Linked DNA regions of Homo sapiens: all the other regions are linked to region 3. A link is a loop called in an ENCODE intact Hi-C map of the cell type or tissue named here. Cell type or tissue: natural killer cell. All regions are shown on one strand.

Evidence for each region. A loop is a pair of places that touch in the nucleus more often than their neighbours do. Peaks named below come from ENCODE experiments on the same cell type or tissue, not always from the same donor. Only the 100,000 strongest peaks of a DNase experiment are listed, where the experiment ranks them.
Region 1: it touches region 3 in a loop (14-fold over the local background); 5 of 110 quality-filtered maps call a loop at or near these places.
Region 2: it touches region 3 in a loop (16-fold over the local background); 11 of 110 quality-filtered maps call a loop at or near these places.

What each region holds. Positions count from the first base shown.
Region 1 is chrX:2,591,027-2,596,026 of GRCh38, forward strand. All of the region lies in intron 1 of LINC03112 (long intergenic non-protein coding RNA 3112), which reads right to left. Among named protein-coding and RNA genes, the nearest start is that of LINC03112, 16 kb to the right of the region's middle. In natural killer cell, a CTCF peak has its summit at 2,452 (motif pointing left); a DNase peak (open chromatin) is centred at 2,465.
Region 2 is chrX:1,579,417-1,584,416 of GRCh38, forward strand. No RefSeq gene overlaps it. Among named protein-coding and RNA genes, the nearest start is that of AKAP17A, 9.7 kb to the right of the region's middle. In natural killer cell, CTCF peaks have their summits at 1,946 (motif pointing left) and 2,153; DNase peaks (open chromatin) are centred at 1,915 and 3,845.
Region 3 is chrX:1,247,562-1,252,561 of GRCh38, forward strand. No RefSeq gene overlaps it. Among named protein-coding and RNA genes, the nearest start is that of CSF2RA, 19 kb to the right of the region's middle. RefSeq lists enhancers at 952-1,468, 970-1,479. In natural killer cell, no CTCF peak of the experiment used is centred here; DNase peaks (open chromatin) are centred at 960 and 2,150; H3K27ac peaks cover 854 bases.

The DNA of each region.
Region 1 (5,000 bases), 1.3 Mb after region 3:
GTTTCTGCTTTTCTTTAGTCTGCCAGTGTTGTTGTCTTTGGGATATGTCTTTTTACTATTTGCTCAGATTATTTCAAATATGATAGTGGGTAGTGTTGTGTGAAATAGCTAAGATTTTATGTAGATGCTATTAATAAATTTAAACTAACATTTTAGGTGTCCAGCATTTTTTATCTATGAACAGAGCAGCTAACACTAGAAAGAGTTCTCTTTACAGGGAAGCAGATGTAACCCACCTGCTTTTTAGAATGGGGTGGTTTTACAAGGAAACATCTCTCTAGGTTTTTTTTTTTTTTCGTGAGCCAGAGTCTCACTCTGTCGCCAGGCTGGAGCGCAGTGGCACAATCTAGGCTCACTGCAACCTCCGCCTCCTGGGTTCAAGCAATTCCCCTGCCTCAGCCTCCCAAGTAGCTGGGATTACAAGTGTGTGCCACCACGCTCAGCTAATTTTCGTATTTTTAGTAGAGATGAGCTTTCACCATGTTGGCCAAGATGGTCTCGGTCTCCTGACCTTGTGATCCACCCTCCTCGGCCTCCCAAAGTGCTGGGATTATAGGCGTGAGCCACCGCGCCTGGCCGGAAACATCTCTCAAGTTCCTAAGGTAACTGCTTTGTTCCAAAACATAGATTCATTAAACTCAGTGTGTGTGAAAACTAGTAATAAGTTAGCAGAGCTGATGGGGACTTCAGACTTTAGTGTATGTTTTTTACTACCTTATTCCAGCAAATATGGGTTGGCGACAAAACCACAGAAACGATAGAAGAAAGGACATTTTATTTTTAAAATAGCAGAGTGGGAGCCAGTCAGCCATGGATTCAGATGACGAAAACAACCAAAGAAATGTGCACAAACTCTCACAGTGTTATTTCAACAAAGTATATATTTACAGATTGTCTAAATGGGTATGCTTTTTAGCTTTAAGCTTTGCTTTCATTTTTATTTCGTTTGTGGAAAAAAATGTGAAAACCAACAGAGCTGGGGAACACAACGTTGGCCATGCATTCTAATTAACTTGTTTTTTTGGTTTGTTTTTGTTGTTTTTGTTTTGAGATGGAGTCTTACTCTGTCACCCAGGCTGGAGTGCAGTGGCATGATCTCCGCTCACTGCAACCTCTGCCTCCCAGGTTCAAGCGATTCTCCCGCCTCAGCCTCCTGAGTAGCTGGGATTACAGGCACGTGCCACCACACCCATCTAATTTTTGTATTTTTAGTAGAGACGGGGTTTCACCATACTGGCCAGGCTGGTCTTGAACTCCTGACCTCAGGTGATCCGCCCACCTCAGCGTCTATTCTTTGTAACAATCATGTGCCTTGATTTAAGAATTCCCATGTGCTCAAGCTTCTTGACCATCAGAGTGATTGTAAGATAAAGTAAGAATGAGACACCTTGAGGTCTCATTCAGGCCAGTGGGGATGTGTGGGGAAAACAAACAAACAAACCAAAAAAACAGGAAATATGGGTTAGTCACTAACCCTTTAATGGTGTTTCCTGTGTGTTAAAACTTTTTACGTAGAGCCACTGCCTCTCAGGTAGGCAGGACTGTGTCCTTTGTCAAATGAAATAGTGGGGGCAGCAAGTTGAAATCACCTGTGTGATTTAAACCCATGCATTACTTGGGGGAGAACTGTTGACATAATTCAGTGTCAACAGGGGAAGGAACATGTTCTCTTTCCAGAAGGGTATAAAGGTACTGGCCAGGTGCAGTGGCTCACGCCTGTAATCCCAGCACTTTGGGAGGCCGAGGCAGGTGGATCACCTGAAGTCAAGGAGTTCATGACCGGCCTGGCCAACATGGTGAAACCCCGTCTCTACTAAAAATGCAAAAATTAGCAGGGCACGGAAGCAGGCGCCTGTAGTCCTAACTACTCGGGAGGCTGAGGCGGGAGAATCACTTGAACCCAGGAGGCGGAGACTGCAGTGAGCCGAGATTGCTCCACAACACTCCAGCCTGGGCGACAGAGTGAGTCTCTGTCTCAAAACAAACAAACAAACAAATATATATATATATAATATAATATAATATCAGACCAGCTAAAATCACATGTATATGTGGGTCAAACATAAATGTGGTGTTTGAAATGTCCCTTTTCTTTGACACAAAACTTCATTTTTCAAGTATAAAGCCCGATTTTGATGCCCATTTGCGGTGTGCAAGTCCTCATTATTCCAATGCTTCAGAGTCCGTGTTACAGGCAGAAATGTAAATATTTATTCTGTAATCGTCCTTTAATTTTTTTTTGTTCTTTCCTGCATCACAAAGTTTTTGACTGGCTGTTTCGGAAGACTATGTGATAGTTTCCTTTAACAGGGGGAGAAGAGCCCTTCATGATGGCGCTGAAGAATGATGATGCCTGTGTGTGTGCGGACCTGACCAAATTCTCAGGTTTGGGGTTACCCTCTAGATAAAGATTCTGATGGGGAGAGGGAGCTGTGATTTAGTTAATGCTTATCTGACTGCGCCACCTACCGGCTCGGCAGGGAATATGCTGCCTGCCTCTGAGGTTTTCACCGAGGCTGGGTACGGTGGCTCACGCCTGTCATCCCAGCACTTTGGGAGGCCGAGGCGGGAGGATCACGAGGTCAGGAGTTCGAGACCAGCCTGGCCAACATGGTGAAACCCCCGTCTCTATTAAAAGTACAAAAAATTAGCCTGGCGTGATGGTCGGGCGCCTGTAGTCCCAGCTACTCGGGAGGCTGAAGCAGGAGAATGGCGTGAACCCGGAAGGCGGAGTTTGCAGTGAGCCGAGATCTCACCACTACACTCCAGCCTGGGCGACAGAGCGAGATTCCATCTCAAATTAAAAAAAAAAAAAAAAAAGGTGTGTGTACCCCTGCACCCCTGCAAGGGGACACGAGGCACCATGGCCACCTGTCATCGTTCTTAGATCTGAGAAGAGTGAAAAAAAAAAAAGTGCTGTGTACAGATAGATTTTGGAGTTTTAAAGCCTGCTTGCTGTGGGAGACTTTTCAGTATTCAAACTTTTATATTTAAGTACAATTTTTGATGATGTTGTGTCTTTTTTTTTTTGAAATGGGGGTCTTGTTCTGTCACCCAGGCTAGAAAGAAGTGGTGCCATCACAGCTCACTGCAGCCTTGACATCCTGGGGGCAAGCAATCCTCCCACCTCAGCCTCCAGACCAGCTAAAATCACAGGCGTGTGCCACCATGCTCAGCTAATATGTTTGTTTGTTTGTTTTGTAGAGACGAGGTATCACTATGTTGTCCAGGGTGGTCTTGAACTCTTGAACTCAAGAAATCCTCCTGCCTTAGTCTCCCAAAGTGCTAGGATTACAGACGTGCGTTACCGTGTGCAACCTGATATTTTATCTGACAATGGTAGGGAGGGGCCAGAAGAGTCAGGGAGAGGGAGATGGAGACAGAAAGGAAAAGGAATAAAGAGAGAGAGAGAGAGACAAGGAGAGAGAGACTGATGGAAATTCTTTTTCCACCAACCGAGAAGAGAAGCAGCATCCCATCAGAGGGGGTTGATCCAAGCCATCTACTGTATTAGTTCATGAGAAATGACTGGCTGTAACACATGAGCCCTGGAATTTCTGTGGCTTAACAATTAAATAATTATTTCTCACTCATCCAGTTGTCCAGTGTAAGACTTAGGGACCCCTGAGCAGGCGGCCAGCTCTCAGCAAAGACAGCACAGTACCAGGGAAGGGTCACAGGAATTTTGGCACATGGCCAGCTGGTTCCACTGCACCTGCCCAGGGACGCTGGTCTCCAGGCTCCTGGCTTCTCAGCCTCAGCACAGATGTCTGCATCCCCAGAATTTTAAGGGAGGCTGCTGGAAGCCGGGGCAGGAGGTGGGATGAGAATGAAGCTTTTCAGAGCAGAGACCATAACAGACCAATTTTCAAATTGTCTGAAAATGGAGCATGACCCAAATTCTTAGGAGACTCTAGGGAGGAGAGGGAACCGCAATAATAGCCGACATCACATTTCCCAGGGGAGTGGAGTCTAAGAGTCAGATTTGAGTCCGTTTAGATTGAAATTGGAAAGATACAGAGATGGAAGAGTCTGATGTTTCCTCAAAAGGTTAACCGAAGACATACCATATGTAGTAGTTTGTTTTCACACTGCTGATAAAGACATACCCAAAATTGGGCAACTAACAGAAGAAAGAGAGGTTTAATGAACTTATAGTTCCATGTGGCTGGGGAGGCCTCACAATCATGGCAGAAGGCAAGGAGAAGCAAGTCACGTCTTACATGGATGGTAGCAGGCAAAGAGAGAGCTTGTGCAGGAAAACTCCCTTTTATAAAATCATCAGATCTCATGAGACTTATTCACTACCATGAGTACAGCATGGGAAAGACCTGTCCCCATGATTCAATTACCTCCCACAACACATGGGAATTCAAGATGAGATTTGGGTGGGGACACAGCCAAACCACATCACCCTATGAGCCAGCAATTCTGCTTCTGGGCACATACTCAAGAGAAAAACGAGAACACGTGTCCACCAAATAGCTTGTACATTTATACACGTAATGTTGATAGCTGCACTACTCAAAATAGCCAAAAAGTGAAGGTGACCCAAACGTCCCTCAGCCAATGAACGGATTTAACAAAATATGGCATATCCATACAGTGGAATGTGATTCAGGCAGAAAAAGGTTTCAAGTGCTGACACATGCTACAGTGTGGGTGAGCCTTACAAACATACACTGGCCAGGTGCAGTGGCTCCTTCCCGTAATCCCAACACATTGGGTGGCCAAGGCAGGTGGATTCCTGGAGGCCTGGAGTTTGAGACCAGCCTGGTCAACACGGTGAAACCCCATCTCTACTAAAAGGAAAATGCAAAAATTAGCCAGGTGCGGTGGTGCACACCTGTACTCCCAGCTACTCGGGAGGCTGGGGCACGAGAATTGGTTTAGCCTGGGAGATGGAGGTTGTAGTGTGCAGTGAGCCAAAATCATGTCACTGCACTCCAGCCTGGGTGACAGAGAGTGAGACTCTGTCTCAAACAAACAAACAAAAACAA
Region 2 (5,000 bases), 330 kb after region 3:
CTCAAAAATCAATCAATCAATTAATTAATATCAGGAAGAAAAGAGATGCATAAAACAGAGACCCTACCTTAAAGTCAATTAATTAATTAAATTAAATAATATTAGCTAAGGAAAGTGAAGTATGAGTGAGACCCCGCCTGAAAATCAATTAATTAATTATATTAAATAATGTCAGCCAAGAAAAATGATGCCTAAGACAGAGTGAGACCTTGCTCAAAATCAATCAATCAATATCAGCCAAGAAAAAGGATGCCTAAGACAGAGTGAGACCTTACCTCACAATCAAGCAATTAATTGAATTAAATAATATCAGTCAAGAAAAGAGGTGGATAAGAGAGTGAGACCCTACTCAAAATCAATTAATTAATTAATTAATTAAATAATATCAGCCAAGAAAAGAGATGCATAAAACAGACTCTACCTCAAAATCTATCAATCAATTAAAGTAAATAATATCAGCCAAGAAAAAATATATGAGAGTGAGACCCTGCCTCAAAATCAATCAATCAATTAATTAATAACAGCCAAGAAAAGAGATGCCTAAGACAGAGCGAGACTGTGCCTCAAAATCAATCAATTAATTAAAGTAAATAATATCAGCCAAGAAAAGAGATGTGTAAAACAGAGACCCTACCTCAAAATCAATCAATCAATTAATTAACTAATATCAGCCAAGAAAAAATATGTAAGAGAGACCCTGCCTCAAAATCAATCAATTAATTAATATCAGCCAAGAAAAGAGATGCCTAAGACAGAGCGAGACTGTGCCTCAAAATCAATCAATTAAAGTAAATAATATCAGCCAAGAAAAGAGATGTGAAAACAGAGACCCTACCTCAAAATCAATCAATCAATTAATTAAATTAAATTAAATATCAGGCAAGAAAAGAGATGTATAAGAGAGCAAAACCCTGCTCGAAACCAACCGATTAATCAATTAAACAAATAATATCAGTCAAGGAAAGAGATTCATAAAACAGAGACCCTACCTCAAAATCAATCAATCAATTAATTAAATTAAATAATATCAGCCAAGAAAAGAGATGCCTAAGACAGAGCGAGAGTGTGCCTCAAAATCAATCAATTCAAGTAAAAATATCAGCCAAGAAAAGAGATGCGTAAAACAGAGACCCTACCTCAAAATCAATCAATCAATTAATTAAATTAAATATCAGGCAAGAAAAGAGATGTATAAGAGAGTGAAACCCTGTTCGAAACCAACCGATTAATCACTTAAATAAATAATATCAGTCAAGGAAAGAGATGCATAAAACAGACCCTACCTCAAAATCAATCAATTAATTAAATTAAATAATATCAGCCAAGAAAAGAGATGCCTAAGACAGAGGGAGACTGTGCCTCAAAATCAATCAATTAAAGTAAGTAATATCAGCCAAGAAAAGAGATGCGTAAAACAGAGACCCTACCTCAAAATCAATCAATCAATTAATTAAATTAAATAATATCAGGCAAGAAAAGAGATGTATAAGAGAGTGAGACCCTGCTCGAAACCAAACAATTAATCAATTAAACAAATAATATCAGTCAAGGAAAGAGATGCATAAAACAGAGACCCTACCTCAAAATCAATCAATCAATCAATTATTAAGTTAAATAATATCAGCGAAGAAAAGACATGCCTAAGACAGAGTGAGACCCTGCCTGAAAATCAATCAATGAATTAATTTAATTAAGTAACATCAGCCAAGCAAAGAGATGTACAAGAGAGAGTCAAGGAGGAGCTGAGACCCACAGCTTCCATTGTCCTCTCCCCAAGGACTCACGGGTGCTGTTCCCTCCTCTTAGCATCAATGTGTGATGACAGACGTCAAGTCAGCCCACCAGGGAAGCTGATCAGAACCTCAGTGTCTGGAGTTTTTACCGGGGCCACCACCACCTTCTGTCTCTGCCACTGAGCTTTACTCTCCAGCCCCTCCTGGAGGTTGAAACTGATACTGCATGTCCCAATATGCCCACCTCTTAGACATCTCTTTTCTTGCCTCTTATTATTTAATGAATTGATTGATTGATTTTGAGGTAGGGTCTCTGTTTTCACATCTCTTTTCTTGGCTGATATTATTTACTTTAATTAATTGATTTTGAGGCACAGTCTCGCTCTGTCTTAGGCATCTCTTTTCTTGGCTGATATTAATTAATTCATTGATTTTGAGGCATAGTCTCTCTTACATATTTTTTCTTGGCTGATATTATTTACTTTAATTAATTGATTGATTTTGAGGCACAGTCTCGCTCTGTCTTAGGCATCTCTTTTCTTGGCTGTTATTAATTAATTGATTGATTGATTTTGAGGCAGGGTCTCTCTTACATATTTTTTCTTGGCTGATATTATTTACTTTAATTAATTGATTGATTTTGAGGTAGGGTCTCTGTTTTCACATCTCTTTTCTTGGCTGATATTATTTACTTTAATTAATTGATTGATTTTGAGGCACAGTCTCGCTCTGTCTTAGGCATCTCTTTTCTTGGCTGATATTAATTAATTGATTGATTGATTTTGAGGCATAGTCTCTCTTACATATTTTTTCGTGGCTGATATTATTTACTTTAATTAATTGATTGATTTTGAGGCACAGCCTCGCTCTGTCTTAGGCATCTCTTTTCTTGGCTGTTATTAATTAATTGATTGATTTTGAGGCAGCGTCTCTCTTACATATTTTTTCTTGGCTGATATTATTTACTTTAATTAATTGATTGATTTTGAGGTAGGGTCTCTGTTTTCACATCTCTTTTCTTGGCTGATATTATTTACTTTAATTGATTGATTTTGAGGCACAGTCTCGCTCTGCCTTAGGCATCTCTTTTCTTGGCTGTTATTAATTAATTGATTGATTTTGAGGCAGGGTCTTACTCTCATATATTTTTTCTTGGCTGATATTATTTAATGTAATTGATTGATTGACAGATTTTGAGGTAGAGTCTATGTTTTATGCATCTCTTTTCTTGACTGATAAATTACATTGTTAGACCCTCCAGGGGCCAAAGCCCGCTTAAGATGACCACACCTGGCTAACTTTTTATATTTCATTTATTTATTTATTTATTTATTTATTTATTTATTTATTTTGTAGGGATGGAGTCTTGCTATATTGCCCAGGCCGGTCCTGAATTCCCGGGCTCCAGCAATCCTTCCAAGAAAAGAGGTAGACGTCTGTTTGGAAATCATTACAATTCTTTTTTTTTTTTTTTTTTTTTGAGACAGAGTCCAGCTCTGTTGCCCACGCTGGAGTGCAGTGGCAAAATCGTAGTTCACTGCGGGCTGGAACTCCTGGGCTCAAGCGATCCTTGTGCCTCAGCCCCTCCCGAGTGGCTGAGACTACAGGTGTGTGCCACCACGCCCAGCTCATTTTTTTCTTTTTCTTCTTTTTACAGACGGGAGGGTCTCGCCATGTTGCGCAGGCTGGCCTTGAACTTCCGGCCTCAAGTAATCCTCCCCCCTCGGCCTCCCAAAGTGCTGGGATCACAGGCATGAGACACTGCACCTGGCCAACGGCATGCTGAAATCTTCACTGCAGAAAAGCAAAGCACAAATGGCTTCAGCTGATGATAAGCACTTTGCAGAAGAATACAAAACGCTGATATTAAAAAAAAAAAATGACTTGGGCTAGGGTGTGGTCTGCCGAGGAGGACAGAGAAGGGATATTAAGCGGGGGGCGGATGTATTTTTCACAGGAGAGATTGTAGGAACCGTCCGTGCTGCAGAAGGATGGAATGGCCGTGGGTCTAGATGAGTGTCTGAGTCATACATGAGCTCATAGCGTCCAGGTAGAGCCTGTGGTTGTGTTGTGCTGAGTTAGAAATCTGTTTTTATCTGTCACTTCCTCTGGCCCGCACGGCCTCTCACGCGATGGTGGAGAGAATTACCCCGTTTCCCGGAGTGGAATGTTTGTTTACTGAGTGCCCTCCTCTGGTTCAAACACGGACTCTGCATTTTCAGCGTGGTTTGCTGTTTCTTTGGGCAAATGGGTCAGTGTCCTCACGCCTTAAAATCTCCTCTGGGACTTCTGGACAGTATTCCTTAAATCTCCATCTTTCTTCCAACATTTAGCAAGATGAGGACTGGAATTTTCTTCCTATATTTCTTTTCTTTTCTTTTCTTTTCTTTCTTTCTTTCTTTCTTTCTTTCTTTCTTTCTTTCTTTCTTTCTTTCTTTCTTTCTTCCTTCCTTCCTTCCTTCTTTCTTTCTTTCCTTTCTTTCTTTCTTTCTCTTTCCTTTTCTTTCTCTCTTTTTTTTTTTTGTGAGATGGAGTCTTGCTCTGTCGCCAGGCTGGAGTGCAGTGGTGTGATTTTGGCTCACTGCAACCTCCACCTCCCGGGTTCAGACGATTCCTCTGCCTCAGCCTCCTGAGCAGCTGGGACTACAGCCACGTGCCACCACGCCCAGCTAAGTTTTTTGTATTTTATTAGAGATGGGATTTCACAGTGTTCGCTAGGATGGTCTTGATCTCCTGACCTCGTGATCTACCCACCTCGGCCTCCCAAAGTGCTGGGATTACAGGCGTGAGCCACTGTGCCCAGCTGGAATTTTCTTTTGAAGTGTACCAGCGTCCCCTGTATAAGTCTGTGGAAGAAAATGCATGATTATTATTGTGCTTATTATGATTATTGTCATTATTATTTTGAAAAAAGGTCTCGCTCCTTTGCCCGGGTTGGAGGGCAGTGTTGCGATCATAACTCATTGCAGCCTTGACCTACCGGGCTGAAGTAGTCCTCCCACCTCAGCCTCCTAAGTAGCTGAGACTACAAGCACATGCAACCACACCTGGCTAACTTTTTGTATTATTATTATTATTTTTTTTTTTTGTAGAGATGGAGTCTTGCTGTGCTGCAGAGGCTGATCCTGAATTCCTGGGCTCAAGCAATCCTTCTAAATCAGCCTCCCAAATAGCTGGGATTACAGGCATGCACCAGCATACTCGACTAATTATGTTTGCAGAGATGGGGTCTTGCTAGGTTGCCCAGGCTGGTCTTGAACTCCTGGG
Region 3 (5,000 bases):
AGCACTTTGGGAGGCTGAGGTGGGTGGATCACCAGAGATCAGGAGTTCGAGACCAGCCTGGCCAACATGGAGAAACCCCGTCTCTACTAAAAATACAAAAAATTAGCTGGGCGTGGTGGTGCACACCTGTAATCCCAGCTACTCGGGAGGCTGAGGCAGGAGAATCGCTTGAACCTGGGAGACGGAGGTTGCCGTGAGCCGAGATCGCGCCATTGTACTCCAGCCTGGGCAACAGGAGCAAAACTCTATCTCAAAAAAGAAAAGAAAAGAATCTCAAGAAAGAAAGAAGGGAGGGAGGGACGGAGGAAGGAAGGAAGGAAGGAGAGAGAGAGAGAGAGAGAGAGAGGGAGGGAGGGAGAGAGAGAGAGAAAGAAAGAAGGAAAAGAAAGAAAGAGAAAGAAAGAAAAAGAAAGAGAGAGAAGAGAAGAGACAGCCTGTACTACCCACCCGTTGAGTTGAGGGGTGAAGAGAAGAGAAGAGAGGAGAGGGGAGGGGAGAGGAGGGGAGAGGAGGGGAGGGGAGGGGAGGATAGGGGAGGGGAGGATAGGGGAGGGGAAGATAGGGGAGGGGAGGATAGGGGAGGGGAGGGGAGGATAGGGGAGGGGAGGATAGGGGAGGGGAGGATAGGGGAGGGGAGGGGAGGGGAGGGGAGGGGAGAAGAGAAGAGAGGAGAAGAGAGGACAAGAGCCTGTACTACCCACCCGTTGACTTGAGGGGGAAAGGGAGGGGAGGGGAATGGAGGGGAGAGGAGGAGAGGGGAGGGGAGGGGAATGGAGGGGGGAGAAGAAAAGAAAAGAGAAGAGGACAGCCTGTATTACCCACTCGTAGAGTTGAGGGGGGAGGGGAGGGGAGGGGAGGGGAGACTAGACGAGAGGAGGGGAGAGGAGAGGAGACGAGAGGAGAGGAGAGGAGACAGCCTGTACTACCCACCCCTTGAGTTGAGGGGTGCCGGAAAACCCCGGACTTTTCTTGTGGAGGTGGAGGGGAGGGATTCCAGGGTTAGTCACAGCTGTCACTTTTCTGCTTCTTGTTTCTGGCAGGGTTCACTGTCCTGGGTGCTTGATTCGTTACTAGCGATCCGGAGAAGAAAGGGTTAAAGGAATCCCTCCCCCACCCCTGGAATCCCTCCCCCACCCCTGGAATTCCAAAGGCGCAGCCAGGCTCGGATTTCCACGCGGGCGGTACTGAATTAACGGCTGGGCCCCGGCGCCTTTCTTTTAACTAATTACATCTGCAAGGGCCTTAATTCCAAACGAGGCGTCATTCCCGGAGACCAGAGGCGTTTGGAACTCAACGTATATACTTTGGGGCCGCGATCGAGGCGCGTCTCCCGTCTTCTGCCTCTGCGTGTCCTCAGCTGCAGAAAGGCCGCCCCTGAGCCTTCGGGTTTTCCTGGGGGGAGAGCTCATGAGGAACCCGTGTATGCCTAGCGTTCCATTATTGGAACGCTAAGCTTGTCTGAAGGCTGAAGGTCATCGCCAAGATCTGGTTTTTTACACCAAAAAAACTTGCAACCTCCGGCATAAATGGGCTTAAAGTGTCCGTGAGAGCTCATTAAACGACAGGCCCCGGGTCCCTGACCCCCCCCCCCACCAAGCCCTTGCTCTGGGACGCGCCTTGGACACGTCTGCAGATTCAGCCCTGGCCGGTTCAGCCCCCAGCGGCTGTCAGCAATGAAAGGGGTCCCAGAAAGGACTGGAAAAAGCAGATCACAACGGGAATCCCGAGGCAAGAATGCAGGAGCCAGGCTATCTGGCAAGCCTCAAATATAGCCAGCAGGTTGTGTTGATCCCGCATCACGGACGCTGTGAGCTGTGGAAGGAGCTTGGGATGAGGATTGCTGGGGATGCCTGCAGCTGTTTCTGCTGGAGCTGCCTCTGGGGCAGGAAGTGTCACGTTGCACCCCAGGAAGGTCTCTGTCCAGCGCAGACCACGTGGCCCTTCCTGGTGCTACTCAAGCCCTGGAGAGAGCCTCTAGGCTATTTGAGGTTCCTGGACTCCAGCTTTAGCCAGAGCCAGCTAGGAGGAGGCTGGGAGCTTGTTAAAGCCTGAAGGTAAGCCGGGTCAGGAAGTTGAGATTTGGAAACAGGCCTGATAGTCTGTGCTTCCTCTTCGGGGAAAAAGAGATGTTACAACGCGCTGGGCTCCACCCTCCCCCGAGAGCTTGCAGATTTCCGGCTTCTGAGGAGCTGCCCTACCACAGCTCCTTCTGTTGCTAGATAAGGGGTTGGGGTCACACCCTCCTCCCTTCTGTGGCTGGAGGGATGGTCTGTGGACAGAAGAATGTGTGGCCACAGGGAAAGTGAGCCAGTATCAGCAGAAAAACAAACTGAGGCTGGCACGGTGGCTCACTCCTGTCATCCCAGCACTTTAAGGCTGAGGTGGGCTGATCACGAGGTCATGAGTTCGAGACCAGCCTGGCCAACACAGTGAAACCCCTTCTCTACTAAAAATACAAAAATTAGCCGGGCATGGCGGTGGGTGCCTGTAATCCCAGCTACTGAGGAGGCTGAGGCAGGAGAATCGCTTGAACCCGGGAGGCGGAAGTTGCAGTGAGCCGAGATCGCACCACTGCCCTCCAGCTTGGATGACAGAGCGAGACTCCATCTCAAGAAAAAAAAGAAAAGGGAAAAGCAAACTGATATTGTCCCCAACATGCAGGATGGGGCATTCTCAACCTCGGCACTGCTGACATTGGGAGCGGGAGGATTCTCTGTGGTGGGGCTGTCCTGGGCACTGGTGGGTGTTGAGCAGCCGTCCTGGGATCCACACACCGGGGGCCAGGAGCAAACTTCCCAGGACTGACACCAAGGGTGTCCACAGATTGTCATTCTCTTGTGATTGTCTCTAGACATTGCCAAGTTTCCCCTGGGGGTAGAATTCTCCCTGGCCTGTGAACCACTGTTATAGATAGATGATACATAGATAGATGATAGCTAGATAGATAGCTAGATAGATAGATAGATAGATAGATAGATAGATAGATAGATAGATAGATGGAGTAGATAGAAAGATAGATAGACAGATAGACAGATAATAGATGGAAGAGAAGATGGACCGATATAATGAGTGATCATTACAGATATGATAGATGATAGGTGATAGGTAGACAGATGATAGATAGATCAATAGATAGATAAAACTTAGATGATAGATATAACAAATGATTATGATAGGTGATAGATACATAGATATCTATATAGATATATAGAGGGAGTAAATAGAAAGACACATAAATAATAGATGGAATAGAAGATCGATTGATATAATAAGTGATCATTATCAATATGATAGATGGTAGGTGATAGACAGATGGTAGACATATAGATAGATAAAACTTAGATGATAGATACAATAAATGATTATGATAGGTGATACATATCTATATAGATAGATATCTATATAGATATAGAGAGAGTAGATACAAAGAGAGACATAGATAATAGATGGAATAGAAGATTAATTGATATAAGTGATCATTATAGATACGATAGATAGTAGGTGATAGATGATAAACATATAGATAGATAAAACTTAGATGATAGATATAATAAATGATTATGATAGGTGATATCTAGGTAGATATCTATATAGACAGATATCTAGATAGATATCTAGAGAGAGTAGATACAAAGATAGAGGGACATAGATAATAAATGGAATAGAAGATCGATTGATATAATGAGTGATCATTATAGATATGATAGGTGATAGGTAGATAGATGATAGATAGACATATAGATAGATAAAACTGAGATGATAGATATAATAAATGATTATGATATCTATCCATATAGATATATCCATATAGATATGTCCACATAGATATACCCATATGGATATATCCACATAGATATACCCATATGGGTATATCCACATAGATATACCCATATGGGTATATCCACATAGATATACCCATATGGGTATATCCACATAGATATACCCATATGGGTATATCCACATAGATATACCCATATGGGTATATCCACATAGATATACCCATATGGGTATATCCACATAGATATATCCATATAGATATATCCACAGATATATCCACATAGATATATCCATATAGATATACATAGATATCTATCCATATAGATATATAGAGAGAGTAGATACAAAGAGAGCATAGACAAATAATAGATGTAATAGAAGATTAATTGATATAATAAGTAATCATTATAGATATGATAGATGGTAGGTGATAGGTAGACAGATGATAGATAATTGATAGATGATAGGGTAGATAATTGATAGGATAGATAAGTGATAGATGATAGATAGATAGATAGATAGATAGATAGATAGATAGATAGACAGACACATAGATAGATGCCGGGTGTGGTGGATCACGCCTGTAGTCCCAGCATTTTGGGAGGCCGAGGCGGGTGGATCACGAGGTCAGGAGTTCGAGACCATCCTGGCCAACATGGTGAAACCCCGTCTCTACTAAAAATACAAAAATTGGCCAGGCATGGTGATGCACGCCAGTAATCCCAGCTACTCAGGAGGCTGAGGCAAGAGAATGGCGTGAACCCGGGAGGCAGAGATTGCAGTGAGCAGAGGTCGCGCCACCTGCACTCAGGCCTGGTGACAGAGGAAGACTCCCTCTCAAAATAATAATGATAAACAAAGTGCTGGGATTACAGGCTTGAGCCACCACTCCCGGCCTGGGGCTGTAGTTTTCCATTTCTTTGTTCCAAAGGCCGGAGTCACCAGCTTATCTTAATTTGCCTTGTGGTCTACCTGCCAACCTTCCCACCACCCCACACAGGAAAACTCATTGAGTCTGCTTCAGCAGACAACACCCTGAGACTTTTCCCACTGGTGCCTTTACTTATTACAACGCCGAGCTGCTTCAGAGGCAGAACAGGCTTATCTGAGTCCTCAGACTTCTCTCCTTCCCAACAGCATCAACATTTTCCAGGAAAATCACGACTTGTGAATTTATTATTTTTATTTTATTTTATTTATTTTTTGAGATAGAATTTCACTCT